2 separate regions of the Homo sapiens genome follow, and region 2 is linked to region 1. The links are chromatin loops, found by intact Hi-C in ENCODE. Cell type or tissue: left ventricle myocardium inferior. All regions are shown on one strand. Links, peaks and the distances in the headings refer to the core of each region. The heading gives the core; the rest is flanking DNA.

Region 1 (16,226 bases), core at 4,958-12,957:
TTAGTGAATATCGACTTGACTGGATTGGTTTCAGTAAGAACATCTGGCTTTTACAGAATATCATTTGAGGGAAGGGAAATCTAGGGCAGAGGTAACAATAAATTGCATTTGTATAGGGCTTGAAGCTTCTAAAGCAACATCTCATTCATTGATTCTCAGTTTCTCACCTAGCCTTCTGTGAAGATGGTGTTCCCTCCATTTTATAGGTGTGGAAGACGGAGGGTCACACTGGGATGCATTGTTCGTGGTGAAACTTTGATTCTGTCTCCTGAGAACCAAAGATTCTGCATTTGGCAATTAGAAGGAGTCATCCTTTGCCTTAAGTGTACTCAAATTCCTCTGGCCATTAATGGCAAGTAACCTCAGTGGCTATCACTATTTAAATAGCCTTCTGTTATTCTTCTTTCTCCCCATTTTCCTCTGTACTCTGATCACCTTTTCTGCTGTATCTTTGCAACCTGTAAGGGATTTTCATTATCAAGAAGAGAAAAATTTGAAAAATCACCTTGAGGAGAGTGGCAAGTGAAACATTATAGTGAAGAAGTGTTACTGATAATGGGCAAATGGAATAAAGTAGTGTGTAAACAGTTGACTTTTCTCTTTTATGGGTGAATAAAGGCTTTGGGTAGCATAGAAGTGGAGATCTTGGCTAAGACCAATAGTGAAGAAAAGCATTAGACTTACTGCTCCAAAGTGATACACTGTAGTTCTTTCCAGGAAAGAGAATTTTTCCCTGGGCAAACTTAATTTTCCATGATAAACTTTTATAGACATTCTTCTGAACAAAGTTTTTGATTCTTGAATATAATAAAATACACTTAAGAATTTAGCAAATCCTTTATAGTTATGTACTTGAATGAAAGAATGTAATCATATAATAATCCATAAATTTTTAGCAGTAGTAGAGCCTATAAAAAATGAAAAAAGTTTTTTAGACTCTCATAAAATCTGTCAGATTGATGATCCAATCCTTTATATCCAACTCTCTCTCTCTCTCTTTTTTTTTTTTTTTTTTTTGAGATGGAGTCTCACCCACTCGGTCGTCAAGGCTGGAGTGCAGTGGCAGCGATCTTGGCCCACTGCAACCTTTACCTCCTGAGTTCAATCAATTCCCCTGCCTCAGCCTCCTGAGTAGCTGGGATTACAGGTGTTTGCCACCATGCCTGGCTAATTTTTATATTTTTAGTAGAGACAGGGTTTCGCCATGTTGGCCAGGCTGGTCTCAAACTCTTGACCTCAAGTGTTAGCCAGGTTGGTCTTGAACTCTGGACCTCAAGTGATCTGCCTGCCTCAGCCTCCCAAAGAGCTGGGATTACAGGCATGAGCCACCATGCTGGGCCCAACTCTCTTTTTGTCATCTCCGCTTATATAACTCAGAGGCATTTCAAGCTCTGCAAATCCAAATCACATTGATGATTCCTTTCTCCCAGCCTGCTATCCTCAGTGTTGCCCAGCTCAATGACTCACACTTCACCTAATTGCCTAAGCCAAAATTGGGGAGTCATTTTGCACATTTTGCACATTGGATATGAATCTCTCATATCCAATCAATTCCCAAATCCTATTGACTTTCTTTGATATCTAAATATCCCACATATTCACCCATTTCTTTCTATCTACTCTTGTTTAGACCACACTTGTTTCCTGCATATAATATTACAATAGAAAGAATAGCACAATAAACACCCAGATGTCCTTTTTATTTTATTTTATTTTATTATTTAAAATTTTTATTTACATGGAGTAGAGACAAGGTCTCACCATGTTGCCTAGGCTGATCTCAAACTTCTGGGCTCAAGTAATCCTCTCGCTTAAGCTTCCCAAAGTACTGGGATTACAGGTGTGAGCCACCTCGCCTAGACCCAGATGCCCTTTAACAAGTTTTCCCACTTACTTTATTTTTTTTGAGATGGAATTTTGCCCTTGTCACCCAGGCTGGAGAGTAATAGCACAATTTCGGCTCACTGTAACCACCGCCTCCTGGATTCAAGTGATTCTCCTGCCTCAGCCTCCCAAGTAGCTGGGATTACAGGCACCTGCCACCACACCCAGCTAATTTTTGTATTTTTTTTTAAGTAGAGATGGGGTTTCACCATGTTGGCCAGGCTGGTCTCGAACTCCTGAACTCAGGTGATGCACCTGCCTTGGCTTCCCAAAGTGCTGGGATTACAGGCGTGAGCCACCTTGCCCGGCCTAGTTTTCCCACTTATTTTACAATACTTACTGCATTTTTCTGTCTGTCTGTGTGTATGCATATATACATCTACATACATATATCAACCTAAATATACCTATATCAGTATAGACAGATATATGCTATTCTGTTTGAACTTAAGTTGAAGATACCATCACACTTCATTGCTAAATATTTCACCACATGTCTCTTACAATCAAAGACATTCTCCTGCAACAATACCATAATTAATGTTAAAGAAATTTAACATTGATACAATAATATTGTCTAATACATAGTCCAAATTCAGATTTTTCAAATGATCCTCAAATGTTTTATTTTAAAATTCTGAATTCAATCAAAGATTACATTTCATTGTCATGTCTATTTAGTCTCCTTTAATTCACAAAGCTCCCCCTCTCCCAGGTAATTTTGGTTTTCAAGACGCTGACAGTTTTGAAGAAACCAGGCCATTTCTTTTGAAAACTAGCCACAGTCTAGATTTGTCTGCTCATGAGAAGATTCACGTTCAACATCTTGGCAAGGATATTGTGTAGATGATGTGGTGATTTTCCATTCAATTGCATGATGCCCCATGATTGGTTATGTGAATTTTGATCACTTGGTTAAGATTAGGAATTTTTCCCCAACATATTACTATGAAAAAATTCTCAGACATACAGAAGAGTTGCAAGAAATTTTCATTCAGCATTCATATACCCATGAGCTAGGTTCCTTAATTTGCATTTTGCTATATTCTGCCATAGTCTTCACTGGTTCCCCACATATTACTGTGGTCTACCTACAAGCCACAATCGTCTTTTTTTTTTTTTTTTTTTTTTTTTTTTTGAGATGGAGTCTCACTCTCGTTGCCCAGGGTGGAGTGCAGTGGCGTGATCTCAGCTCACTGCAACTTCCACCTCCCAGGTTCAAGCAATTCTCCTGCATTAGCCTCCTGAGTAGCTGGGATTACAGGTGCACACCACCATGCCTGGCTAATTTTTTTTTTTTTTTTGTATTTTTAGTAGAGACAGGGTTTCACTGTGCTGGCCAGGCTGGTCTCGAACTCCTGACCTCGTGATCCACCTGCCTCGGCCTCCCAAAGTGCTGGGATTACAGGCATGAGCCACCGTGCCCGTCCCTTGACGATCTTTTAAAAAGGCCAATTTGACCATGTTGGTTCCCTCCTTCGAACCATCTACTGGCTCCCCATTGCTCTTCAGATAAAGACACAAACCCTTGACCTGTTCTCCATGGTCCTATCCCTGGTCCTGCCCAGCTTCTTCACCTGGTTCAACAGGTACACTTGTCTCTTGGCTGTCTTCTTTCCAGAAACACTGGCTTGTGCTCCATTCTTTGACTGCTCCATGATTCTTTCTGCCACTTCACATAGGAAGCTCTTACCTTTTCTCTTTCTGTTTCCCTTTTTGGCTAATTAAATTCTTGTCATCTTTAAAGGCTTGGCTCAAATGTCTCTTCAAGAAAGCCTTCTCTAATTGCCCAGGGCAGGTCAGACTCCTCTGCTGTGTGCTCTTAATACTCTGTGCTTCTCCTTTGTATGATTTGTAGTCTGTCAGTATTGTAATGAAATAATTCATTATGTAATTAATTGCTTAGTGTGCATAAGCGCCGTAATGGCAGAGGCTATGTCTCTTGTTCATAGTCATAACACCATTGCCTGGCTTGGTGCTTTACACGTGGTAGGCACTCAATAAATATTTGGTGAATGAATAGTTACTACGAATAACTATATAAAATATATAAATACATTTTTTCAAGTCAGTACTTTCCCTTTTCCTTTTAGGTATTGATGTCAAGCTGAACCATCGTAGGAAGTTGAAAGCCTTAGAAAGAGGACTTGGTAAAGTTTTTGGATTATCTTGAAACTCTGGCAAGATGGCCAAGTATGGAGAACATGAAGCCAGTCCTGACAATGGGCAGAACGAATTCAGTGATATCATTAAGTCCAGATCTGGTAGGTAAAGGAAGCTCAAGAAAGCTATGGATTTTTATGTATTTAGAAAACCTATGTTTCTTGGATTGATTTGCATTGTTCTTGCAAGAACTTCTTGGAGGTGAAGTTCTTTTAAGAAACTGAATTCTGACAAATGACTATAATTTTGTAAAAGGTATATGTAAAAGGTATAATATCTCTGAGTGTCCTATCCTTTCTCAACCCAATTTTGTGCTTAGTGAAACTGCTGCTTGTAGCTAAAGGTTGTTCATTTGGAAGACTACTCCATTAAAATAAAATACGACCGAACATTTCTCTTTCTATTTTCTGGAAATTGAAGGGATTATATGCTTAATGTAGGAAGTGCCACAGTTTCTGGCAGGAAAGATCTTTCACAGTTTGATTTCATTACCATATATCCTCACCCCCATCCCTGTTCATAGCCATTGATAGGCCAACAGGTGTCCTACCTTGAAATATCTTATGAGCCTTCTCAAGGTAAAATTTTCACCTAGGTAATCTAATAAACCAGACTCAGACAGATTCATGGTTTTCACACGAACAGTTAAATTGGGGTCCTCAGGATACCACCCCCTCCTCCAATCTTTTTATATAACCGAGTGCTTTTTGACTCTGGCTGTACAGATGAATCAACTGGGGAGTTTTAAAAAACGCAGATGCATTGGCTCCATTCCAGACCCATTGAATAAAAATTTCTGTATTTTTAAAAAGCTTCAAATATGATTCTGAGACAAACTCAAAGGGGAGATATTTTTGAACAGGCAGAACACTTCTCAGCCTTGAAAATTACACAGAACTCCACCCTGAGTGTGAACACTATACTTAAGTAACTTTGAAAAGTTACTTTGAGGTATAAAATTACATCCAGTGTCACTTTAAAGACAAAAAAGGAACCCAAAGCCTGTTTTTGCTGTGTGAACCATCTTTATGTTCTGTTAGGAGCTTGTTTCTTATTATGTGAAACTGTAGAAATACACAGTGAAAATAAGATCTAAATTAACTGTCTTAAAATACACATTTTCCTCCATGATACCGGTGTTGGTTGATTGATAAAGATTTTAGTTATTACAGATTTGGCTGTAAATATGTAGCAACTATTGTGTAGCTTGACGGGTCTTTTGAAGGTATAGCTTAATATCTTGTTTTAAAATATGCTTTGAGGATGTTCTCTTCCTGTAAAATTCTTTTTGTTTTAAATGTTTTAGTGGTATAAGGTACTACAAAAATGTAAGGGATTATTAATATCATCTTAGGAGTACGGAATACATATTCAGACATATGTAAATATAACAGAGGAAAATGGAAGAGAGACGATTTAATGTCTCCATACTAGTCATTTTCTATAAATTGTGAGGAGGTATATTCCTAAATAGTTTTCTGAGTCAGCCTTCATTCTAGTAAGACCTTTGATATTTATAACTTGTACTTTAGCCGTGTCCATAAAAGAGTAATTATCTAATTTCAGAAATACCGTGTATATATAATGAACATATAAACTCCCAAACTATTTTAATTTAAAATTATCTTTTAAAAAGGCTGATGAACCTAAAATATTGCTGGAGAACAATTTGGCAAAAATGATAACATGTTTTTAACACATGCATATCAATTAACTGAGTAATTCTGTTTCTAGAGTTTTTCCCTAGGCAATACATAAAAAGGTACACTCAAGAAATTGATCACAGTATCATTTATAATAGAAAACATTGTAAACACCATGAAAATCTAATATTAGGAATTGGTTAGATCATTATTTCCCAAAGTATTTCGAAAAGATCAAAAGTTCTAGGATTGTTAATGTGTAATTCACAAAAGGATGTTATGGTCAAATAGCTTTAGGAAATAGTTGTTTAAACCTATTATTCTGTTTCTTTACTCTAGCACATCTGAACAGATCATACATGATCTCAGTAGAGGTAACTAAATTAGGGTATATCCATAAAGTAGAAGATTAAGCATTCATAAAAAGTGATACAGATGTGTGTGATGTGTGTGTGTGTGTGTGTGTGTATGAATATAGAAATGTGTTCTTGATATAGTAAGTAAACAAGTATGTATTATATGAAGTCATTTATATGAAAAATGTTTTTTAAAAATTTAGTGAAGTATACAATAAATGTTAATAGTGGTCATCTTGGCATTTGAGATTATTACTTTTTTTTTTGCTGATTTATATTTTCTAAAGTTCTTCAATGAACCCACATTACTGAGTTCTTATATTTTTAAAGATTATCAAATTGCTTAGAGTGTTTAGATGCCAAGGTTATGACTATTACTTTTTTTGTGGTGGCATCTACTTCAAAACACACTGAAAATTTAGTTGTTACATAGCTCAGATATGAATCACATTCTTTTGGCTGAATTATGTTGCAAAAGCCAGTAGATAAATTTGGATTTGAATGGACCCATTAGTCCCAATCTGGCTTCCTCTAAGGGACTTTTTTTGATTCTTTTAAGGCAAATGCTTACTATACAGAGGTAATATTTCATGGTACTCTAAAACTTACATATTTTAAGAGATTTTTAGTTTAGATTAAGTCATAGGAATTGTCTACATATCATATATGTATTTTAAAGATCCTCTGTCTACATGCTGTATGCCAAATTGGTTGCTTTTCCATTTTTTAAAAGGGAATACTTTCCTTTAGGAAAATTTTGATCCTCATCTGCTCTTCCAGGTTTCTTTTTTGGGGGGAAATTGGATGAAAGTGGGGGGACGGAGAGTGTGGTTTCTGCTCTCCAAATCCTCGAGTTTGGACAATCCAAAAGGCTGGCATAATTAAATTGGCATAATAAAAATGTCTATGCATTTTATGTTAAGTTATTGTGATTATTTTTATTGTCCTCACTTAGTATTACTTTGTTTCATGCCATTTTGAATATTATAATTTTTTAAATTTTATAATTTTAAAGCCATTTCTACCATCTAAACAGAAATAGGAAGTTGTCAAGGGTACGTAATGAAGTAGTTTCATAAATACAAAGCCATGTATTTATTTATGGTTGTAGTATACTTGCCTTGGGTTTGGGTGAGTGTTAGAAAGGAACTGGAAAGAATTTGATCTATAATGACCAAGGATTTGGTGTTGGGTAAAAGTAGACCTGTCTTTCTCTAACTTAAAAGCACATATGCCAAGTTCATCATCAAGTACTGTATTATTAACAGCCTTAATTAGTAGGCTTTAGAAAGTTCAACAAGTTAGTAAATATTTTGAAACAATAGGCCAAGACTAAGAATTTTTAAAAAGTGAAATTTATTGCCAGTAGAGTGTGTGATGCAGAAAGTACTGCTTGGAACATTTTAAACATGAAATAATAAAATGGTTTGGGATGCATATACAATCGAAGAATATCCTCACTGCTATTTCATTCAATAATTAACATACATTAAAGCTAGTAACACAGAATAAGTCATCCTTTTCTGTTGCTGTCAGTGTTGTTGTGGTTTTATCCCAGAGCCCTGTAGAAAGAGTAGACCTCAGGGCTAAGGACAGTGTGTCAGCTGGCTCCATGTGGAGTTCTTGACAGTTTGGGATTATAGACTCTCAGCTGGGAAAGAACTGTTTGATGAATGAAATAGTTGGGCAAGCTTCACATTTTTGGATAATTCAATGTGTTCTTCAAGCGACCTTGGGCTGGAAGCCTGTGTGTAACAATTTTATCATTTCTTCCTTTGCATTTTCTCTTCTTGTCTAATCTTAGGATCTAATTGTTGAGGGAACCTTAAACGCCCTATAACCCAGCCATTCCTGTGATGTGCTCACCCAGTCTCTGTTTGCACACCTCCAATGATGGCATCTCACTGCTGCTGCTGATGATGACGATTCTAGCAACTTACACTAATTGAACACATTCTGTGTGCAGATGTGGTGCTAACAGTTTAATCCTCACAACCGCCATTTTGCAGATGATAAATGTGAGCCATACTGAAGTGATTTGTGGCACTGGACTTCTTTCTATTTCTCCAAAGGCCCAGTGTGTCTTCCTCAGGGCCTTTGCACATCTCTCTTCTTCCATCTTTGCCTGGCTGGTTCCTTCTTGTCATTTAGATGTAGGCCTAATGTCACCTCTTCAGAGATCTTCCTTGCTGACTTTAGAAAGTAGCTCTCCCAGTCACTCTTGACTGCATCTCTGTATTTACGTTCCCTGTGTTGTTCTTAGCACTCTCTGGTACCTTTTCTGGTACTGTGTGTTCATTAATAGCCTTCCCACTAGAACAGGGCTCCCCAACTCCCAGGGCCTGGACTGGTACCAGTCCGTTGCCTGTTAGGGACCAGGTGGCACAGCAGGAGGTGAGTGGTGGCTGAGCAAGCACTACCGCCTGAGCTCTGCCTCCTGTCAGATCAGCGGCAGCATTAGATTCTCATAGGAGTGAGACTCTATGGTGAACCGCACATGCGAGGGATCTAGGTTGCCTGCTCCTTATGAGAATCTAATGCCTGATGATCTGAGGTAGAACAGTTTCATCCCAAAACCATCCCCCTCATCCCTTGGAAAAATTGTCTGCCATGAAACTGGTCCCTGGTGCCAAAAAGGCTGGGGACTGCTGCACTTTAATTAACTCCCCAAGAGCAGGGACCAATACATCCCTGGTACTGAGCCCAATGCCTGGCTCATAATAGGTGAGCAATAAATGTTTATTCAATGATAAAGGCTACAGAGTCTGGAAGTGCCAGAGCTGGCATTTGAACTCAGATGATCTGACTCTAGAAACCCTGCATTTGACCTCTATGGAGTGCCCAGTCTCCTAACTCACAAGACATTTTATTCCATTGCTGCTCGGTGACTCTTCTTCATTTTGTGCCTAATTCTGTCCCTTACACATTTTGCACTGTATTAATTGTATTTATACAGCTCTTCTATCTCTTTTTTTGTAGTTTTCAGGGGTGGGACCCTGGACTGTGAGGTAGAGCTCCTCTGGACCCCAGGTTAGTATCTCAGAGCCCTGACAAGGGAAGGCCAATTGTAAGAGACACAGCCTACTGCTTCTGGGCCAGTTGCATCCTTTCTTGATTTTTGGCTCTAGTCTCTGTCATTCTCTGTTGAGTTAGCAAAGGGGAAAATACCAGAGGACAAACAGTCCTTTGGGTGGAAGATAGAGAAATGGATAATGTGTTTCTGACATGAATTCCTTTTTCTCTTTTCTTCTGACTACTGCTCAAGGCTTTTAACGAGCTGAAGTTAAAAAAAAAAAAGGTAGTGGATTTCATAAGGACTGACATTTGGCACAGTGTAGGTCCTGGTCCGATGCCCAGATAGGTATCTGTGGTACTGAAAGAGTTGGTTGAGGAGTGTAGGGGAAGGAAGCAAAGGGTTGGTTGAGGAGTGTAGGGGAAGGAAGCAAAGAGAGACCAGTGAAATAAAAATAAAACAAATTATTAAATATGAAATATTATACCAGGTTACATTTATAGCAAGCCTCCTGAAAATCTGCTATGTTTGGAAAGTAAACTTGCTTAACAAGATTCAATTTTATGAAAATTCTGAGGAGGATTACCTTATTTGTTTATCTTTCTGAGGCCTTTCTTGAGGAAAGACAGTGGTTAAGTTGTATTTAGGCAGTCATCGGTCTATTTCTTTCTTTTATGTTTAAAGCAGTATCTGTGAGGGGATTTTTCTAAACAGCTCAAGGGACTGTGAAAAAATAGTTCATTTTTTGTTTCTCCTGAAGCTTTCCTTGGCTGGAATACCTGTGCTTTGAAGGGAGGTCTTTGAGCAGGTTTGTTTTTTTCCATGAGCCCTGGGGATTTGTAGTGATAGACAGTAACCCTGATGGAAATTCAACTCTGGCAGAGAAGGGCAGCTATTCTTGTCCTGCTTGTAAAGATATTCTCCATGTTGTTACCTCATTATGCTGAAGTAGTGCAATCATGAGAAAGTTTTTTTGTATTAATGTGATTCTCATGACCTGTTACTATGGTTGTGAAACTTTTAGAGGAGATCCATTCCCGACTGGAAAACGTGAATTGCTGAGGATGATTCTAAGCAAAGGAAGTACGTTAATTATATAGACAGAACAGAGAACTCAATTTTATTGAACCTTATTTGTACCCAGAAGTTTGAACTAGATGCTGATATGATGATTTTTCTGGGAACAAGTCAACATGCAAGACTATTTGAGCAGCTGTAAATATTAGTTAAAATTTAATCTAAAGCAATGGAGAAAGGGTACTCTGCTGAAGTGGTTTCAGATGCATTGGCTGGATTTTTTTTTCTCCCCTTAAATTGTGTGGAGGCATAGACATTTACTATGTTATATTTTTATCTTTTTATATGCCTTAACTGTTTAATAATAAATAGACTTATTTCAATATTTGAAATGTGAGGCAGTATGAGTTCTTAATGTATACTTACTCTCGAGATGATGGCTCTTGGACTGAGAAATTGAAACCAGGTCCCAGTCCTTTCGCTTTTACTTCCTGTGACACTGGATTTGCACATGTCAATTCCAGGAAGCAGGTAGTTTCCAGCATCCATGTGGTTTTCCAATCTTTGCATTTGTGCCTTTAAACAACCAAATACCTGACGTTTATTAATATCCTGTGGGGCTCTTCTATCAGAAGCACATTCTCTTGGCCCGGTTCATAAGGGAAATGTCTGTGTATGCGCATCTGGCAGCTAAGATTAAGGTTTACAGTGGTATAACCTCACCTTCACTTTTAAGAAATTAAGTTTAAAAAAAATGCAGATCTGTCTTTCATAGCAGTGGAGCTCAACAACACATAGAGCATGAGAGTCACATTTTTTGTGTGAATATTTTCGAATGAGCCTTTTTTGGTATGTGGACGGGTGGCTAGTTACATTCAGTTCAATCCTTTTAACATTTAATTATGGAACAAAATCTTTTTTCAAAGTGTAGAGAAAAGCATATAAGGGCATTTCTGATGTAGCAGAGGAATCCAATAAAAAATATGACTTTGTGTCTCTAAAGTGGTACAGCTTTGAAATTAACACATCTGTATAATTTCAAAAGTATGATCTCTTTAGATCTTTTTCTTTAATTTCATAGTCTTAATTTTTGCAAATTTCTTCAACTCCATTCTCTAATTAAGATTTTGGTATACAATATTTATATGCAAAAGATTTTTGGTGCAGGAAATAACATTTTGAGGTTGATACTAATTGATTTGTTCACTTGCCCCTCAAAGGCTACGTGTGAGTCATGTTATTTAACATTGATCCAGTCAATATGTAGATTTATGCACATGCTTTTATTTTGAAAACTAGGTTTTGAGCTTCTCACATATGGAGTTCCTAATTCAAGCTTTATGTCAGAACCACCCTTCTGGGTCCAGACTCAGATATGTGGGGTGGGGTCCCAGCATCTGGAGTTTTAACAAGTTCTGTGGGCTATTCTCTTTAGTGCTCTTAATTTATAGACAAGGAAGGCAGGTTTAAAAGTCATAGAACCAAAGTGAAAATGATCTGCATTTTAGAGGAGCAAGGAAAGCTACAACGTTTATTATTTCTACTTATAAACACTTCCCTTTAAATAATTTGAAAAGATAATAGATTTCATGATGTTGGGCATTTTTTCTTTTACACTGTATTTTGAAGAGTTTGGGTTGTGTTGGGTGAAGTTAAAAGTGAGGAAAGTGGGTCAGGAGAGTGATGAAACCTGGTGCATTTCTTATTTTGGCCCATTGAACCAGAAGATGATACCAATATATCTAGTGCCGACATATTTCTCCACTGCGCTCCTTAGTTATTGCTGCAGTGTGTTCAAGGTCTTCTTGCTGTGAGTGTAACATCACATCTTGAACTCTTTTTCTAGGGAATGCATCAGCTTAGAGTCCGCTGATGCATTCATTATAAAAATGTATTGTGTATATTTTCTATTACATTATTTCAAAGACAGACGTGTTTTTGAATCATGGTGGGAAAAAAACTCCTCACATTCAACCTCTATGCTAGTTTTCTTATCTTAAGGGGGGGTGGTTAGAGAAATGTATTATATATGTATTAATATTTGCCTCCCTGTTTTTTAATTCTAAATAGGTGACATATTTAATATAACTATGCTTGCTTTTGAAATAATTTGCCTACCATTCTTTAAAATGAGTGAATTTTAAAAGATGTATAGTGATTTTTATGTGAAGATGAATTAAAGAGTTAAGTGACATAGACCACCGTAGCATTTTCCCTATGGATCTGTAAAAACAGCCCAAAAGTCTTGTGATTTTTTTTTTTTTTTGAGCCGTAGTCTTCCTCTTGCTCTGTTGCCCAGGCTGGAGTGCAGTGGTGCCATCTCAGCTCACTGCAACCTCTGCCTCCTAGGATCAAGTGATTCTCCCACCTCAGCTTCATGAGTAGCTGGGACTACAGGTGTGTGCCACCATGCCTGGCTAATTTTTGTATTTTTGGTAGAGATGGGGTTTCACCATGTCAGCCAGGCTGGTCTCGAACTTCTGACCTCAAGTGATCTACCCACCTCAGCCTCTCAAAGTGCTGGAAATACAGGCATGAGCCATGGTTCCCGGCCTCTTGTGATATCCTTATATTCAGTTAACCAAACCAAATCAAGTCAAATAACAAACCCCAAACCTTTTATAGACCTTGAGTTATTTGCAGATCTTTGGGGTTATTTACCTGTCTTTTGAGCTTTAATCTTTTACCTCTTTGAAGATACAGGAAGGGATCTTTATTTCTTCTTTGATAAAATAACCTTCAGAGTGACTTGAGATACGGAATTGCTTCTTTGTATATCATTGTGTGGTATTTGAGATCACATCTCAAAATTTAATGAGACCTGCTCCTCAGGCAGTTTTAAGATTAAGGATCAAAAAGGGAGCCACTGGAAAGGTGTGAGTGGCTGGTAATCTATGTTAGAACAGAGACTTTGGTGCAGAGGTTGGCCATGTTCATATGTGGAGTAAGTTTTCATGAAACAGGAGGAAGCCTTTTCTTATTTGAAACTAAGAAACTGCAAAATAAAAGTAATAAAATACCCCGAAGCAAATAGACTTTAAAACAACATTTGGTCCTAAGTTGTATATGACCAATTTCTTAAAGTGATTGTTATATTGCCAGTTTTGAAATTATATTATCTTTTAAAATTTAAAATGTAAATATTGTCTCAGGGGTGGGAGGATGAATCTCCATCTTATTTAGTGTTAAAGGCTCCTGGACTTACCCTAAAGCCCAGCTTTTTCGGTGGGGGGCTCATAAATAAAACTGTGTGTGTTCTAGTTTACTCTGTTACCTCATCTAGTTCCTTTAGGTGATTAGAAAATGCCGTATTAGCAAATATAAAAAGGTTTACTTTTGTGTTTTTACATGTGAAATCAATGGCCAGTTCTATAATGTTAACATATCAGACCCTTAATTATATATTAACTCCCATTTTGATAGTTTGTATAGAAAAATCAGAGTTGACTTGAATTATTTGAACTTGCATACGCTTTTTCAAGATACGTAACGTGTTGTAAATTAGAAGAGTGTTGGTGTTTTCGGAACACATGCATATGCTTGCTGTCTCAGGGCAGCCTTGTTGGGCATTTGGTGTCAGACATACCTTATTCTGAGGGCCTTGGCATCAAGGCAGATTGCTCAGAGAGGGGGTCTCTCTGCATATATGTCTAAGGGAGACATTTAGGGAAGTCTCATGCCATCCTATCTTTCTTTCTTTCTTTTTTTTTTTTTTTTTTTTTTTTTGAGACAGGGTCTTGCTCCATTGCCCAGGCTGGAGTGCAGTGACTCAATTTCAGCCCTCCGCCTCCCAGGTTCAAGTGATTCTTCTGCCTCAGCCTCCCAAGTAGCTGGGATTACAGGTGCCTGCCACCATGCTTGGCTACTTTTTGTATTTTTAGTAGAAGTGGAGTTTCACCACGTTGCCGAGGCTGGTCCTGAGCTCCTAACCTCAAGTGAACCGCCTGCCTTGGCCTCCCAAAATACTGGATTACAGGCGTGAGACACTGCTCATGGCCACCATCCTACTTTCTAACAGCACTGCCCCACCCTCCCCCTCGCCCCAAAAACCACCATGAAGGAGGCAGAGGGCACCAGGTGAAGACTGCCCATGGTCCTTTTCTTACCTCTGTGACTTCGCTTGTTTTGTGTTCTGGGCTTGATTGTTCTCCTTCTCCCTGCGTCCCCAGTTTTGCAACCTCCATCTTTAAAACATCAGCATCAGTGCCACCAGGTGTTCTGCTCTCTGTGCTATCTGCATGCCAGAATCAATCTTTCCCACGTGTTCACTCTTCATTTCTGTTTGTGGCCCTTCTGGCTTGTGTATGTCTATATGCCTTTTTTCATCTGACTTTCTGATGCTAGCCTTTAGCTTAGTCTCCACACACACAGTAAGTGCTTAACAAAGACTTGTGGCCGTGTGCAGTGGCTCATGCCTGTAATCCCAGCACTTTGGGAGGCTAAGGTGGGTGGATCATCTGAGGTCAGGAGTTCGAGACCAGCCTGGCCAACATGCTGAAACCTCGTCTCTACTAAAAATACAAAAATCAGCCAGGCGTGGTGGCACTCACCTGTAATCCCAGCTACTTGGGAGGCTGAGGCAGGAGAATCGCTTGAACTGGGAGGCAGAGGTTGTAGTGAGACGAGATTGTGCCAATGCACTCCAGCCTGGGCAACAGAGTGAGACTCTGTCTCAAAAAAAAAGACTTGCTATGCCTTTTAATGGTTTTAAAAATTACACTTGCTTACATACATACCTCATTCATTCAGCAAATGGTTATTGTTCATTCATTGTTAGATGCTGGGCTCAGAGATAAGCAAGACCCACCTCTGTTCTTAAGATGCTCTCAGGCTAGTTGGAAAGAAAGACATCAATAAACATCCCCACACAAACCAGGGACACATGGAGGGAGGAAGGATGTCTTGCTTTGGTTGGAATGAGGGTAGGTTTGAGTAAGAGAGCGTGAAAGAGGCAAGGAATTTGAGGTGTGCCTTGAAGGATGTGTAAGAGGCAACGCTGTGGACAGTGTGGGAAGAACATTGCAGATGATGAGAAAAGAGCAAGGCATTTGAAGTCTGTCCCTGGTAACTGAGTGTGGCTGGGGTAATGGGGATGATGGGAGAAGCTGGGGTCAGATTTCGAAAGCCCTTTTGAAGCAGGGTTTATTTGATCTTTCCCTGTAAGAAGCCACTACAGGATTTTAGGTGAGTTAATGACTAGCTCAGAACTGTTTTTCAGAAAGATAACTTGGCTGGCAGCAGGAAAGATAGATTTGGAAGGTAGCAGAGTTAGGGGGAGGCAGGGAACAGGTAAGAGTTGTGAAAAAATTGAGGTTAAGGAGTATAAGGACTTGGACCAGAGTGGTACAAGAGGAGACTGAGCAGGGGAAAGGATGTGAAAAGTGGTTAGCAGTTAGTAACAGGGTGTGCAAAGCCTCAATGTAAACTTCGCCTTTGTGGGATTTGTTAGTTAGTAACAGTATGTTTAAAGCCTCTAGGTAAATTTCACCTTTGTGGGACTTTTTAGTAACAGTATCTATAAAGCCGCAATGTAAACTTCACCTTGGTGGGATTTGCTTTATGTTTTCAATGAGGTATGTAGTTTTTCAAATCGTACTGTAATTCAGATTTTCAACACTTTCGGTTATTAGCTTTTTCTCTAGAATTTTCTTGATCAATTTCTTAACCGTTTACAGTTACTTCTACTTCTTACTGAAGTTGACTACTGCTGTTTTTCTCACAGTACCTCTTGGTCAGTTTATATGGGGAACTTCAAATTCAGTTCAGCTGCAATAGGATCTGTATTTTTTTCTATATATATTCTGAGAGAAGGGTCATGCTTTAGGAAAAAGTTGATGAAAATGAGAAAAGAGATGGTTTATTCATGTCTATGCAGTATACTATTAACAGTTCTTTGAAAAAGTAGCAAAGAAAGGTAATGTTAATCTCATCTTAAATGAAGGTAAAACTCTTGCACAGCTAAGAGAAAATCTATATACTAAAAGAGTTTGGAAAACTACTTCAGAGGAACTTTAATTAAAGAGTAGTCTAATGTGATGCTGTGAAGATAATGCCATCCTCTATTAGTAATTTCAGCTTCAACAAATAGGATAGAATAAATGCAAATTAAAAATAAATTAGGAGCAGATGTTGAGAAATATCTTACATTTA
Region 2 (16,226 bases), core at 3,598-11,597, 140 kb after region 1:
ATTTTATTGTTGTAAATGATTACTTTTCTCAAATTTCACTTCCTCTATGTTTTTTTGCTGGTATATAAAAGTGCAATAGACTTTTCTACGTCTTATATCTGGAAACTTAATCAGTTCTTACAAATTTTAGTAAGTTTGTCTCTAGATTGTAGGTTTCTTGGAGGAGGAGGGATTAGAATGTCCTAGAATTATGATCCTTTTATTTCTTCTGTTTTCTTTTTTGTTCTCTATTGTGCCTTGTCCTTCAATGCAATGTTGATTTGAATTGGTGATAGTGGGCAGAATTTTTGTTGTTGATAATAAAAGGAGTGCTTTTAGTGTTTTACCATAAGAATGATAGTTTTTGTAGCTTTTTTGGTACACTTTTTATGAGGTTAAAGGAGGTTGCCCTAGGTTTTTAGTTGGTTAAGGGATTTTATCAAGAAACTGTAGAATTTTAGCCAATATACCATTCCATTTATTAATTAATTGATTCAACAAATACGTGTGGGGTGCCTTTTATGTGCTAGACACAGGGTATACAGCAGAGAACAAAACAGGCAAAAATCTTAGTTCTCGTGGAGCTTATGTTCCAACAGAGGGAGACAAGACAATAATAAAGTTGTGTAGTATATAGAAATGTACACACACTGAAGGAAAATACATCAGACAAGAGCAGAGGAGGCACTTGGCATCGGAGAGGGCAGTGGCTGCAGTGACCTGAGTGGGGGGAGTAATGGGAGATGAATTCAGGGAGGGAAGTGGGGGAAGTGCATCCCAGAAGGTGGGTGGGTCTAACATGCAAGAACAGACACAGAATAAAGAAAATGATTAACTTTTGGATAAGTCAAAGCAACAATAATGTCCAATTTGTGAGATTAAAAGAAAATCAAGATAGAAATGAAATACAGTCCTAGACAATATAGTAGTAGCATGGAAGCAGGGGATTGGAGGGAAACTCTTCCAAGGCTTTTGTTTTAGGAATATCCTGAGAACAGATTAGAGCTAGATTTTGTGTTCTGCTAATCTTGATCTTTTAATTGAAGAATTTAGTCCATTAACATTGATTATGATTATTTATATATTTAGGTTCATTTTTACCGCATAGTGTGAGCTGCTCATTTTTCTTATTTTTTCTGTGGTTTTTTTTTTTTTTACTTTCTTATCTCTTTTTGTATCGGTAGGTTTCCCTTTACCCCCTTTTCTTCTTCTACTCTTTGGGAAACATTATATACTACTTCTAGTCTTAATGGTTACCACAGAAAATAGCAGTCCTATTTAGCTAATACAAGACCCTTGGAAAGTATTATCTGTTATTTTCATATTTGTGAATTAATTTCAAGTATGTATTTGACAAGCCTTTGGGATATAAAAATAAACTCAAAAAAACCTCACAAATAAAAATAATCTAAAACTAAAATGTATTAGATTATAACAATGCCTACTTTGTTTCCACATATTTCATCTTCATTGCATTTTATTTGCATGGTTTTCAGACCTGATCTCTTCAGCTGGGATAAAGTTGTCAAAATGTCACCAATTGAGAGACTTGAACATGCCTTCAGCAAGGCTCAAACTTATTTGGGAATTGAAAAGCTGTTAGATCCTGAAGGTATTGTCCAGTATTTAATTTCCACCTTGATTTTGCTTTACAGTTTTGCATTCTTGAAAAGCAGTGTTTCTTTGTCCTTTTAAAAATGAATTATGAGACTTGAAGAACCTTTTCCTTTTTGGAGTATAGGTGCGAGTCATTTTATTACTGACACTTATTAATACTTTTGTACTTAGCAGTTTGTGGGATCTTTTAGGTAGAAATTTAACTACAGCACTGGACAATAGTTAATCTAAATTAAGTAAGAGTTAAAGTTTTAAGAAAATGTAATTATTAGATAAATTCAGTATCTGGTTAGTCCAATAAAATGCATTTTTATGTGAGCATCTTGCATGTGATGTAAAGACTTTAGTTATAAATGTTGCAGGATTGAATTCTAGACTTATTTTCATAGTATGAATAAAGTCTGTATCTTTATCTTAAATGGTAACATATGGTAGCTTATCTTTGACCATTTTGGGGAGGCTTTTAGGGAAGACTTTAAAAAATGAGATACTGAACAAAAATAAGTAATCCCTTTTGCCTTTGTCTCATATATTATGAAGTGGCAATTTACTGGTATTGCAAAGATTATATATTAGGTATTGTTTATGGGTACTAAGGAGAGTTATTTTATATCTAATATTGAGCAATTCACATATTTTGGACACCTAATTTAAGCTGGTTCTTATATTCTTCCACTTTTAGATGTTGCCGTTCAGCTTCCTGACAAGAAATCCATAATTATGTATTTAACATCTTTGTTTGAGGTGCTACCTCAGCAAGTCACCATAGACGCCATCCGTGAGGTAGAGACACTCCCAAGGAAATATAAAAAAGAATGTGAAGAAGAGGCAATTAATATACAGGTACAGGTAACATTTTATTAAGATGTTTGGCTTGCCGTATTTGTTTTCTCCTAGGTACTAGATAAAAACACTTTTAGAGGGTTTTTTTCTTGACTGAGAACATCTTGGTTTCTCAGCTTACATTTGCATAAGAAGTTCAGCTTAGCAGTTAGCATTCTGTCACATGTGTGTAATAGAACACCATAACTCAATGGACTTTATTAAGAAGGAAAATACTTTATTTCACCCAGCAAAACTGGGCTGTTGCTCATGCTGCTGCATGACATGCTGGGAATCTATGTTTTCACATCATCTGGTTGCCAGCTTTTATTTCTGTCATGTGCTAAAGATGGTTTTTCTCATATCAGCCTAGTTTTTTTTCTAAGTACTAATTGTCTTTCTTTTTTTGCCATTGAGAAAAGATTTTTTTTCCATTATATATCTCACAAGGGCTATCAAAATGTAAGCCTTATTTTCCCTTTCCTTTAGGAGGAGTAATGTATGGTAAACTACTTGGTGAGCTTTTCATGAAGGGATTACGATGATTTCATTCATCAGGATATAAATGAATTTTTAAAGAGAGAAATAAAATCATAATTTATTTTCTTCCTTAGTTCTACTGTTTGAATCAATCCATATTTAATCTCATTCTGTTTTAGTCTAGCCAGTCCTTGTAATTCATAAGATGAGAGAATCTTAAGAATTGGACCTTAGAAGTCACTTGGTTCAACATTCTAGTGACCAAGCAACCAAGACATACATGTAGATTTCAAAATTATAAGAACTACATTTCAGAGAGAAAGAAAGCTTCTCTGGATGGACCTTAAATTCATCCTGTTGCTACTTGTTTTGGGTTGTTACTTAAACTCTCAATCACAGTTTTGTCTGCAAAATGTGGTTAAAACCACCAACTTCATAAAGATAATGAATTCAAAGTATCTAAAATGACATTAATAAACACTCAACAAGCAACAGCTATCATTATTATCATTTTTCTTCTTGATTTGTTTTGGCATTCTCATTTAACAGATTTCTTTAAAAAATATTATTTAATTCCCATATTATGATACTAGTCTTGAATTGACATAGCATCTTTTTTTTCCATCCTCTGAGATTCAGAGAATTTACTTATTCTTTTAAATTTTCTTTGGGTAATATGTACCCATCCTTTTATTTCCCCCGTTTCAAAAATAGTGTGATTTATAGAAAAAGAAAAAAATTTACTGAAAAGAAAGGATTGAGAAATGAGGCCTGATTGTGAACCCAGGGCTCTCTTTTGTAGTGAATATCAAATGATGCTGAGGAAAATTCCTAACTTACTATAATTGAAAAAAATGCTAGGAAGTATTTGCCTCTAAAAGTATAGTTATTATTCTACATTAATGATGCACCTTTTTAGTTGGCTCAGATGATCTTCTGAGTTTGTTACAGGGTTTTAGATTCATTTCCTTATTGCATTTTGTTAGAAGGAGGAGATATTTTATTTAGTTCTTATAGTTAAGGGCCTTCTCTCTTAAAAAGGAAGGAGACTTCATTTACTTTTCATGATGTGTAGATAAAATAATCACTTCTGTTTAGGGCTCAGCGTGGCATGATAAGAACTTCAGAAAACATTTGCTATTTGATTAAGTGCAAGTGTATTAACACCTCTTCATTTGCAAGCTTTCATTAGTGTCTTAGAGGCTGAATTACGTTAATTGAAAACTAAAATGTGATCAAGTTTTAATCATCTCTCTGACATAGCTTGCCATCTGCTACTCTCCTAATAGTCAGACTTCTTCTGCCCTGTTCTTTCTACAAACATACGCTGGTGGTCAATGAATAATTCCTGCATTTCTCTTTAAATATCCGTCAGTTGAAAGTTTCCTCATGTGTTCGAATTAATACCGTCTGAACATTTGTGTTTAGATAGTGCCTTCCTTCTCGACCTCATGGATGCTGGTGCCTATCTCAGTGACCTTTGGCTGGTCACTAACTTTCCTGGTTCTTAGAAATTCTCATTATAGTATAGAGGTTTGGAGCTAAATGATCTCCAGGGGTTATTTTAGCTCTACAGTTTTAGGATTTTTTGTCCATAACTTAACTCATTTTTCTTTCTCTGTCTTTGGCACCATCTGTCTTTTAATTATCCACTGTTTCGACTCTGTGCTGATTGGTTCATTTCTTAACTCATATATTCAGTTTCCTGGATTCTTCAAGCCTTCCTCCAAAATGTCTTTTGTGTGTGTTTTCATTTTATTGCAGCCTTCATACTCATTTTTATTTTATTTTTTTAGTATTATACTTTAAGTTTTAGGGTACATGTGCACAACATGAAGGTTTGTTACATATGTATACATGTGCCACGGGTGGTGTGCTGCACCCATTAACTCGTCCTTTAGCATTAGGTATATCTCCTAATGCTATTTAAAGACTTCATTTTCTCCTATAGTTTACAAGCTGTGGCCTACCTCTGCTACTCTGCCCTGCAGTTAGAGTGGACTTTTCCCCCAAGACTCTTGTTCATGCAGGTTCCCCTCTGTTAAATGCTTCTGCACCCACCATTATATGGCAGCCTGCACATTTTTCCTCAGTTTAAATGGAGCCTTTTCAGAGAAGTCTTTTCTGATTAATCTATCAAAATACAACTCTCTGTCTCTCTCTCTCTTTCTGTCACTCTATCTTGGTTTCTTACTATCACAGTATTTTTGTAAACTGTGTTAAGAATTTTAAATTGTATCTTAAGAGCATTGGGAAAGCCAGTGAAAGGTTTTCAGCAGGTACGTCTTATGATGGCATTACATTTTTGAAAGATCATTCTGGCTGCTGTGTGAGAAATGGACTGTGGATTGTGAAGGTGAGAGTGTTGGGTGGGGGAAAACAGGAAAGTAAAGACACTTGTTAGCAGGTATTCCAGTTCAGAAGATGGATGTGTGTGGTTGTGGAAATGGAAAGGTCTGGATGGATTTGAGATAAGTCTTTTTTTTTTTTAATATATATTTTTTATTGATCATTCTTGGGTGTTTCTCGCAGAGGGGGATTTGGCAGGGTCACAGGACAATAGTGGAGGGAAGGTCAGCAGATAAACAAGTGAACAAAGGTCTCTGGTTTTCCTAGGCAGAGGACCCTGCGGCCTTCCGCAGTGTTTGTGTCCCTGGGTCCTTGAGATTAGGGAGTGGTGATGACTCTTAACGAGCATGCTGCCTTCTAGCATCTGTTTAACAAAGCACATCTTGCACCGCCCTTAATCCATTTAACCCTGAGTGGACACAGCACATGTTTCAGAGAGCACAGGGTTGGGGGCAAGGTCACAGATCAACAGGATCCCAAGGCAGAAGAATTTTTCTTAGTACAGAACAAAATGAAAAGTCTCCCATGTCTCCTTCTTTCTACACAGACACGGCAACCATCCGATTTCTCAATCTTTTCCCCACCTTTCCCCCCTTTCTATTCCACAAAACCGCCATTGTCATCATGGCCCGTTCTCAATGAGCTGTTGGGTACACCTCCCAGACGGGGTGGTGGCCGGGCAGAGGGGCTCCTCACTTCCCAGTAGGGGCGGCCAGGCAGAGGCGCCCCTCACCTCCCGGACGGGGCGGCTGGCCGGGTGGGGGGCTGAACCCCCCACCTCCCTCCCGGACGGGGCGGCTGGCCTGGCGGGGGCTGACCCCCACCTCCCTCCCGGACGGGGTGGCTGCCGGGCGGAGACGCTCCTCACTTCCCAGACGGGGTGGCTGCCGGGCGGAGGGGCTCCTCACTTCTCAGACGGGGCGGTTGCCAGGCAGAGGGTCTCCTCACTTCCCAGACGGGGTGGCTGCCGGGCAGAGGGGCTCCTCACTTCTCAGATGGGGCGGCTGCCGGGCGGAGGGGCTCCTCCCTTCTCAGATGGGGCGGTTGCCAGGCAGAGGGTCTCCTCACTTCTCAGACGGGGCGGCCGGGCAGAGACGCTCCTCACCTCCCAGACGGGGTCGCGGCCGGGCAGAGGCACTCCTCACATCCCAGATGGGGTGGCGGGGCAGAGGCGCTCCCCACATCTCAGAAGATGGGCAGTCGGGCAGAGATGCTCCTCACTTCCTAGATGGGATGGCGGCCGGGAAGAGGTGCTCCTCACTTCCTAGATGGGATGGCGGCCGGGCAGAGACGCTCCTCACTTTCCAGACTGGGCAGCCAGGCAGAGGGGCTCCTCACATCCCAGACGATGGGCGGCCAGGCAGAGACGCTCCTCACTTCCCAGACGGGGTGGCAGCCGGGCAGAGGCTGCAGTCTCGGCACTTTGGGAGGCCAAGGCAGGCGGCTGGGATGTGGAGGTTGTAGCGAGCCGAGATCACGCCACTGCACTCCAGCCTGGGCACCATTGAGCGCTGAGTGAACTAGACTCCGTCTGCAATCCCGGCACCTCGGGAGGCCGAGGCTGGCGGATCACTCGCGGTCAGGAGCTGGAGACCAGCCCGGCCAACACAGCGAAACCCCGTCTCCACCAAAAAAATACGAAAACCAGTCAGGCGTGGTGGCGCGCACCTGCAATTGCAGGCACTCGGCAGGCTGAGGCAGGAGAATCAGGCAGGGAGGTTGCAGTGAGCCGAGATGGCAGCAGTACAGTCCAGCTTCGGCTCGGCATCAGAGGGAGACCGTGGAAAGAGGGGAGGGGGAGGGGGAGGGAGAGGGAGCGAAGTTTTGAAGGAAGGTCAGAATTACTTATGTATTAAATGTGGAAGATGAAGGAGAGAGAAGCTGGGGCTGGCTCCCAGGTTTGTAGCTGGAGTACCTAGTTGCAGGGAGGAGCCATCTACTGAGTTGGAGAAGTCTGAGGAGGAACAAGCTTTGGAAGAAAGTAAAGGTTTTGAATATGGACATGGTTTAATATGCCTAGGAGGCGCTGAAGTAGAGATGTGAAAATAGTGGGATATGAGAGTTTGGAATCCAGACTCCTAGGTGGTTCTAGATGTTCTTTAAATCCAATAGGAGTAGATGAGATTACTCAGACACAGTATACAGTGGGGAGAAAAAAGAGCCTAGAACTTAATTTTGAGGAGATTCATTACTTATGAGTCAGCAGCTGCTGTTGAACCAGCAGGAAACCAGGGCAGTGTCACAGAAGCAGGGAAACAAGCTTCTGAAAGCTCAAGTTGCTCAGCCTTGAGGAGTGCTACCAAGGTCTGAAGCAAGGAACGTGGGTGGCCAGCTCTCCGGGCTTACTTGGGACAGTTCTGGTTTGGATTTGTTGTTTGAGCACAGTTATCATCAAAAATACTCTAGTTTGTTGGTTAATTATATGGTCACCCTGAAGATGATGCTAGAAAGGTCCGTTTGGCAATGGGAAGGTTATTGATGACATTGGTAAAAGCCTTTTCAGTTGAGTCATGGGGCAAATAGCAAGTTGAAGTTAAAGGGAATGTTAACAAACCATAGCTGTTAAATACTTGAGCATTTTTTGTATTGTTCTCTATACGTTTCTGTACATTTGAAATATTGTACTTAAAAATCATGCATGAGAGTTGATAAAGTAGAGACAGAATGTAGGCAAGTCTTCAAGAAATCTTGCTCTGAAAGGGAACAAAAGAACTAGGGAGAGTCAATTTGGTTATAAGCTCTTAAAGTATATATGGAAATACTCAGTTATTTAGAAAGAGGTTGATAGAAATTTATTCCATGAGCCCTAAAAGGCCATCAGATAAACCAGAGGGCAACTGCCTAAGAAAAATACAATCAGTACAGCAGCCTGTGTGGCTGTCTTTTAGTGTCTAAAATGCAATGCTAAAATGCAGTTCAGCAAAAGCAATTTACCTAAGGGTCAAGGCAGAATTCTCACCTTTCTTTTTCTTTAAATTACAGAAAAGGCCTAACACGTTCCAGCTCCTCTACGAAACTTTCCTGTTTTAGCCTTTGTTGAACTCAAATATCATGCCTTGTTGGGACCATGGCATTTACTTTTCTAATAGCTGTTCTTCAATTTCTGTTCAGAAGTGATTCATGTGGGTTCTCTGTCCCTAACTATATTAGAATCTCCTTGAGTACAGAATTCATGAGTGCATGCTGCTTTTATACTCTTTGCTACCCTAGTGCACTTACTCAATGCTTCTAACTCATTCATGGCAGTGCCCATTTGGCTCCTGAGAATTGGATTAGTGCCTAAGACAGAGTGGTGGGTACTTTGGGTTCGCCATACAGTGTGAGTTTGCTGAACACCTCTTGCTTTGATGATTAGTGTGGGTTTTTCTTGGCTTTGTTTTTACAGAGTACAGCGCCTGAGGAGGAGCATGAGAGTCCCCGAGCTGAAACTCCCAGCACTGTCACTGAGGTTGACATGGATCTGGACAGCTATCAGATTGCGTTGGAGGAAGTGCTGACCTGGTTGCTTTCTGCTGAGGACACTTTCCAGGAGCAGGATGATATTTCTGATGATGTTGAAGAAGTCAAAGACCAGTTTGCAACCCATGAAGTAAATATCTGTAGTTTCTTAGCAGGGTGTGTCCCCCACGGGACCTGAGCCTTAATCAGGGACTCTACTCTCCTATTTGTTATCTACTGAATTCTGTTCTTTGGAAAGGTCAATGGTTTATTTCAGGAACTGTGATATTTAAATAGTGCTTTGTCACAAAATTGGTATGGGTGATTAAACTGTGCCTCAGAATTAGATTTTAGATTTTAGTCTCCTTGTGTGTTTTGGAGAGCCACTGATGAAAATCATTGCATAGTACTGCTCAGTTCTGAAGTGCATTGTTATATTTCAAAAGCAAACGAGTGAACCAATACACCAAATCTTTAAGATTTGAGTGTTCCCTAGGAAATGATTATTCTTTTTAATTGCATGATTAAGCAAATGTCATACCCAGGGTTCCTGTATTTTTTCATATCATAAAAGTTTCCTGCTCCTTTGAGGACATACTATATTGCAGCATAGTGAATTTCACTATATGGAGATTTCTTTTGGTTAAATTTTTCTTTTGTATAGTTATGTGAATTGACAGATCTTATTTGTTGTTTTGGATAGAAAATAATATAAGTGGTAATATCTCTTAAACAGTTCCTCTTGGGTGAGTATGGTATTTTATTTTATATATATATTTATATATATAATAAATAAATATATATTTATATATAAATATATATAAATAAAAATAAATATATATTTTATTTTATATATAAATAAAATATATAAATAAATATATATAAATAAAATATATAAATATTTTTATATATAATCTATTTATATATTATATATGTATATGTATATGTGTGTGTATATATATATATTTATAATTTTTTTTTTTTTAACAGAGTCTTACTCTGTCACCCAGGCTGGAGTGCAGTGGCACAATCTTGGCTCACTGCAACTTCTACCTCCTGGCTTCAAGTGATTCTCCTGCATCAGCCTCCCAAGTAGCTGGGACTGCAAACATGTGCCACCACGCCCGGCTAATTTTTTGTGTTTTTAGTTAGAGACGGGGTTTCACCTTGTTGTCCAGGCTGGTCTTGAACTCCTGGCCTAGGTGATCCACCTGCCTCAGCCTCCCAAAATGCTGGGATTATAGGTGTGAGCCACCACACCCAGCCTTTTATTTTATTTATTTAGAATTCCATGTTCATGATCTATGAGTAGCATAGTCAGCATTTACTTTAAAATAGCTGGTATTATCAGATGCATCATTGCTTGCTTTGAGCTATTTCTCTTTTAACTTATGGCAGGTGTTTATTCCTATTTTCAGAGATTAAAAAATGTGGTCAATGTCTATTTTATTTGCGCTCTACTAGGCTACCTTTTTCTGCATCACTGACATTTAGGTTAGGCATTAGCAATTTGTTCAGTCTTCCTTTTTTTTTTTTGCACTGAGTAGCTCACAAATTATAACAATGTCCCTTTCTAGGCTTTTATGATGGAACTGACTGCACACCAGAGCAGTGTGGGCAGCGTCCTGCAGGCAGGCAACCAACTGATAACACAAGGAACTCTGTCAGACGAAGAAGAATTTGAGATTCAGGAACAGATGACCCTGCTGAATGCTAGATGGGAGGCTCTTAGGGTGGAGAGTATGGACAGACAGTCCCGGTGAGTGGAAAGCCAAGAAATGCACTTAATTCCACAGGCTGCTTTGCACAGTTGAGCTCTAGTAGATGTCTGCATGTCTGTGAAAGCGAGATGATTACAGAACTTGCCTTGGAAAAGTAAGACTCTTTTCTACGGGTAATATTGCTGGAATTCTGCATGATCTTTGTTTCCCCTTTGATGTGTTAGCCACACCAAAAGATAAAAGTTGGAATACAGAATTTAACAAAAAGGAAAAAGAGGATAGGCATGGTGGCTCATGCCTGTAATCCCAGCACTTGGGAGGCCAACGCGGATGGATCACTTGAGGCCAGGAGTTTGAGACCAGCCTGGGCGACATGGCGAAACTCCGTCTCTACTAAAAATACAAAAATTAGCTGGGCATGGTGGGCCATGCCTGTAATCCTAGCTACTTGGGAGGTTGAGGTATGAGGATCGCTTGAACTCAGGAGACAGAGATTGCAGTGAGCTGAGATTCAGCCACTGCACTCCAGCCTGGGTAACAAAGTGAGACTGTCTCCAAAAAAAGGAAAAGACATTTCATAGGGGCAGTTACTTATTTGCAATGTTAAGATTAGCTAAACATTAACTTGGTGTGAAGACAGGACTATGGAGTATTGATCTACTTTTCCATTTTGTGACTTTTATTTTAAAGCTTTCTCATGGTTTATTTTATTTCATGTATTGTGTCTTAAGGAGCAAACTGCATTCATTGCCACTTCCACCTATTTAATAAGCAGGAATTCCTGATTGAAGAAACAATGATTCTGATATGAATACAGGGTGCTGCTTTTTGCATTCTTTGTCTGCATTTAATGAACTCCATTTAGGACAAAATAAAAGTTTACTTTCCTGGCTTCTATATTTAAAGACTAAATGCTACCTTGAATGTTTAGACAAGGGTGTCTTCCCTTGCCCTGTATCTCCGGTGCCCAGAATGTATATTTGACTTTGCAAAGGGAAAAGGCTTGTAGGAATAATGCTGTGTTCCCCACGGACAGGCTGCACGATGTGCTGATGGAACTGCAGAAGAAGCAACTGCAGCAGCTCTCCGCCTGGTTAACACTCACAGAGGAGCGCATTCAGAAGATGGAAACTTGCCCCCTGGATGATGATGTAAAATCTCTACAAAAGCTGCTAGAAGAACATAAAGTAAATCTGTCTCATATTTCTTCGATACCTTATCAAATATGAAAGAGCAGCACTTAGCATCTCAGAGGCTGATGACATCTATCGTTAACATGAAGTTGGGACACTTCTTCAGGGTTGTCTTCATTTAGCAGCTCACAGGGTGGAATTGATAGAGATGAGACTTTTCTGAGCCAGGGATAAAAGGGCACGGTAAAATTTTATATGTGATGTGCAGTTTTCTTTTGAAAGTACATAGCTTTCATACAACTGGAGAAGGGTTCTTTTGGCCCTCTAAGTGGCTAAGAACCCAAGCATGTTGGCGTTCACATGGTGTGTGGGTGAAGAGCAAATTCTTCGTCTATGATTCAGGAAAGCGTCAGGCATTAAGTTAGGAACCAAAATTGGGTGGGCAATTTAATTTGGTCACAAGTCTAGGAGATAAACTTTTCATAGTCAAGATAAGGAAAGATAGAATAAAATATGCTCTCTGTAAATTGAAGACTTTTATTGATCAGTGAAACATTGAGGTAACTAATATGTAAAACTTTAGGAATACATTAAACACAACTCTGAGAAGCATTTGAGAACACTATTGATAGTATTTAAATAAATTTTCTTTCTTTCTTTCTTTTTTTTGAGATGGAGTCTTGCTCTGTCACCCAGGCTGGAGGGCAATGGCAAAATCTCAGCTCACTGCACCCTCTGCCTCCTGGGTTCAAGTGATTCTCCCACCTCAGTCTCCCAAGTAGCTGGGACTACAGGCGTGTGCCACCACACCCAGCTAATTTTTTGTATTTTTTGTATTTTTAGTAAAGTCAGGGTTTCACCATGTTGGCCAGGCTGGTCTTGAACTCCTGACCTCAAGTGATCCGCCTGCCTTGGGTTCCCAAAGTGCTGGGATTACAGGTGTGAGCCACCATGCCCAGCCTATAAATTTTCTATACACATGTATCCAATGACTATGCTCTTCCCATGGAAAAGGCGAGAGAATCTAAGGTGTCCATACTTCTTTAACTGCTTTATTGGGTAGCTAATCAGAGTAACTTTTGACTATCGTGTAGCATTCTACTTATCTCTTTATACTGTCCTACACTAGATAAAATGATCTCTGACTTGGTTTATTTAAGCTCTGGACTTTTTTGCTTTACCACTTCTACATTTTTGTATTAATTCCTAGTATGGACACTCAACTCCTTTATGCTATAAATTCTGAGGGAGGGCCAGAACTTGAATAAAAGTGGTGATATCTCCATTTGCAGTCTGTTATAACACTGCATCCTCAAACTGCCTTTGTTGATAATGGAATGTAAAGATGTATAATAGGATTAGTTTCATTAGTAGAACAGTTAGGGTAATGATTGGAAATTTAAATATGATGCCTCATTAACTGTCCTTAATTACTATTGACAACTGAGTGCGTTTTAAATAGGTAAATGTGAAAGTAGAAATAATGGTTTATCTTAATTTTTTTCTCTAGAGTTTGCAAAGTGATCTTGAGGCTGAACAGGTGAAAGTAAATTCACTAACTCACATGGTGGTCATTGTTGATGAAAACAGTGGTGAGAGTGCTACAGCTATCCTAGAAGACCAGTTACAGGTAAGAGTGCTGTAAAGTTGGATAATCCTGAGGGACCTGTGGTCTGAGACCCAATTACATATTGCCCTTGTTCTTCATGTCCTTTCTCATTCTTTATCCAGAAGGGTAGAAAAACCTACCTTTGATTGTACTTCTCAGTTGGGGTTCTACAGTGTGTGGGCTACAGGAGTACCCAGGTATTGATTCCTTTACTTCAGCTCTTGGGGTGAATGGATGGGGCTGGTTGCAGTCCCCAGCTTCCTTGTGCATAATGACAAGATTTGGAAGCACAGTGTATTAGTCCGTTTTCACACTGCTGATAAAGACATACCTGAGACTGGGAAGAAAAAGAGGTTTAAGGGACTTACAGTTCCATGTGGCTGGGGAGACCTCACAATCATGGTGGAAGGGAAGGAGGAGCAAGCCACATTTTATATGGATGGTGGCAGGCAAAGAGAGGGAGCTTGTGCAGGGAAACTCCTTTTTTTAAAACCATCAGACCTCGTGAGACTTACTCACTATCACAAGAACAGCAAGAGAGAGACCTGCGCCCATGAATCAATTACCTCCCACTGGGTTCCTCACTTAAAATGTGGGAATTGTGGGAGTTACAATTCAAGATGAGACTTGGATGGGGACACAAGCAAACCATATCATTCCACCCCTGGCCTCTCCCAAATCTTATGTCCTCACATTTCACAACCAATCATGCTTTCCCAACAGTACCCCCAAAGTCTTAACTCATTTCAGCATTAACTCAAAAGTCCACAGTCCAAAGTCTCATCTGAGACAAGGCAAGTCCCTTCCGCCTATGAGCCTGCAAAGTCAAAAGCAAGTTAGTTACTTCCTAGCTACAATGGGGGCACAGGCAAAGAGTAAATACATCTGTTCCAAATGGGAGAAACTGGCCAAAACAAAAGGGCTACAGTCCCCATTCAAGTATGGAATACGGTGGGGTAGTCAAATCTTAAAGCTTCAAAATGATCTCCTTTGACTTCATGTTTCACATCCAGGTCACGCCTATGCAAGAGGTAGGTTCCCATGGTCTTGGGCAGTGCTGCCTCTGTGGCTTTGCGGGAAATAGCCCCCTCCTGGCTGCTTTCATGGGTCAGTGTTGAGTGTCTGCGGCTTTTCCAGGTGCATAGTGCAAGCTGTCAGTGGATCTACCACCCTGGGGTCTGGAGGACAGTGGCCGTCTTCTCACAGCTCCACTAGGTGGTGCCACAGTAGGGACTCTGTTTGGGCCACATTTCCCTTCTGCACTGCCCTAGCAGAGGTTCTCCATGAGAGCCCCACCTCTGCAGCAAACTTCTGCCTGGACATCCACGTGTTTCCATACATCCTCTGAAATCTAGGTGGATGTTCCCAAACCTCAATTCTTGACTTCTGTGTACCCGCAGGCTCAACACCACATGGAAGCTGCCAAGGCTTGTGGCTTGCACCTTTGCCATGGCCTGAGCTGTACCTTTGCCCCTTTTAGTCATGGCTGGAGCAGCTGGGATGCAGGGCACCAAGTACCTAGCCACAAGGCACGGGGACCCTGAGCCCAGCCCACAAAACCATTTTTTCCTCCTAGGCCTCTGGGCTTGTGATGGGAGGGGCTGATGTGAAGACCTCTGACATGCCTGGAGATGTTTTCCGCATTGTCTTGGTGATTAACTTTTGCCTCTTTGTTACTTATGCAAATTTCTGCAGCCAGCTTGAATTTCTCCTCAGAAAATGAGATTTTCTTTTCTATTGCATTGTCAGGCTGCAAATTTCTCAAACTTTTATGATCTGTTTCCTTTATAAAACTGAATGCCTTTAACAGCACCCAAGTCATCTCCTGAATGCTTTGCTGCTTAGAAATTTCTTCCACAGGTACCCTAAATTTTCCCACATTTTTCTGTCTTCTTCTGAGCTCTCCAAATGTTTCCAACCTCTGCCTGTTACCGAGTTCCAAAGTCACTTCTACATTTTAGGGTATCTTTTCAACAGCACCCCACTCTACTGGTACCGATTTACTATATTAGTCCATTTTCATGCTGCTGATAAAAACATACCTGAGACTGGGAAGAAAAAGAGGTTTAATGGACTTACAGTTCCACATCGTTGGGGAGGCCTCACAATCATGGCAGAAGGGAAGGAGGAGCAAGTCACGATTTACATGCATGGTGGCAGGCAAAGAGAGAGAGCTTGTGCAGGGAAACTCCCTTTTGTAAAACCATCAGATCTCGTGAGACTTATTCACTATAATGAGAACAGCATGGGAAAGATCTGCCCCCATGCTTCAATTACCTCCCACCAAGTTCCTCTCAAAAAATGTGAGAACTGTGGTAGTTATAATGCAAGATGAGATTTGGATGGAGACACAGGCAAACCATATCACACAGGAGCTGATCTTATTAAGTGATCCACTGACTTCTTCTCAGAAGCACTTGAGGAGCTTGTTAAAATGTAGATTCCTAGGCTCTACCCACTACCTAAATCTAGGTGAGGGAGGGATGCAGTGAATTTGCAATGTAAGAAAAATCATGTGCATAGTAAAGTTTGAGAATTTCACCTAGTAGGATTCAATATCTCAGTGTTTTCGGTAGATTAATATGTGAATTTCAACAACAGTTTTGGAAACCTCCCAAAATTGCTTCTTTTTGCACAAAGGCAATAGTGTATCTTTACAAGTCTTTAACAGATAAATTTATTGGTATTTCATTTGAACAATACTTGGATTTTCTGGTAAGACGTTGCCAATTTATTTAAATATGATGCCTCATTAAGTGAGGCAATCCAAACTGTAATTTCATCACGTGAGGTCCTTTTGCTTTTGTGATATTTAAAGTCAGCCAGAGGTTCTAAGACTTGTATGCAGTAGTTAGTTATTATAACCTGAGAGCTAAGTATTCATGCCTTGACTATTTAGCAGTAAGGAATCTGAGATTCAGAGAGGTTAAGTAGTCCTCCTGAGATTTAAATAGACAATGAGTTATCATGCTGAGACTGGAAATCTATCTTCTGGCTCTTAAGTTTTCTCCCCCTTTGTACTATGAAAAGCTTATTCTCATATTAAGTATCAAAATAGTATAATATGAATTAAATAAT

What was found. Peaks named below come from ENCODE experiments on the same cell type or tissue, not always from the same donor. Only the 100,000 strongest peaks of a DNase experiment are listed, where the experiment ranks them.
Region 2: it touches region 1 in a loop (1.9-fold over the local background); 22 of 110 quality-filtered maps call a loop at or near these places.

Annotation. Positions count from the first base shown.
Region 1 is chr6:144,287,760-144,303,985 of GRCh38, forward strand. It overlaps UTRN (utrophin), which reads left to right. Exons shown (of 75, transcript NM_007124.3): 2 at 3,978-4,148. The coding sequence starts at 4,070. LOC124901418 reads left to right here. Exons shown (of 1, transcript XM_047419641.1): 1 at 1-195. Among named protein-coding and RNA genes, the nearest start is that of UTRN, 11 kb to the left of the region's middle. In left ventricle myocardium inferior, for the core only: no CTCF peak of the experiment used is centred there; a DNase peak (open chromatin) is centred at 9,392; H3K4me3 peaks cover 882 bases; H3K27ac peaks cover 4,248 bases.
Region 2 is chr6:144,427,303-144,443,528 of GRCh38, forward strand. UTRN (utrophin) reads left to right here. Exons shown (of 75, transcript NM_007124.3): 8 at 1,476-1,591; 9 at 2,279-2,439; 10 at 8,633-8,836; 11 at 10,263-10,444; 12 at 11,443-11,593; 13 at 13,050-13,169. Among named protein-coding and RNA genes, the nearest start is that of SNORA98, 30 kb to the left of the region's middle. RefSeq lists an enhancer at 6,318-6,820. In left ventricle myocardium inferior, for the core only: no CTCF peak of the experiment used is centred there; no DNase peak of the experiment used is centred there; H3K27ac peaks cover 4,172 bases.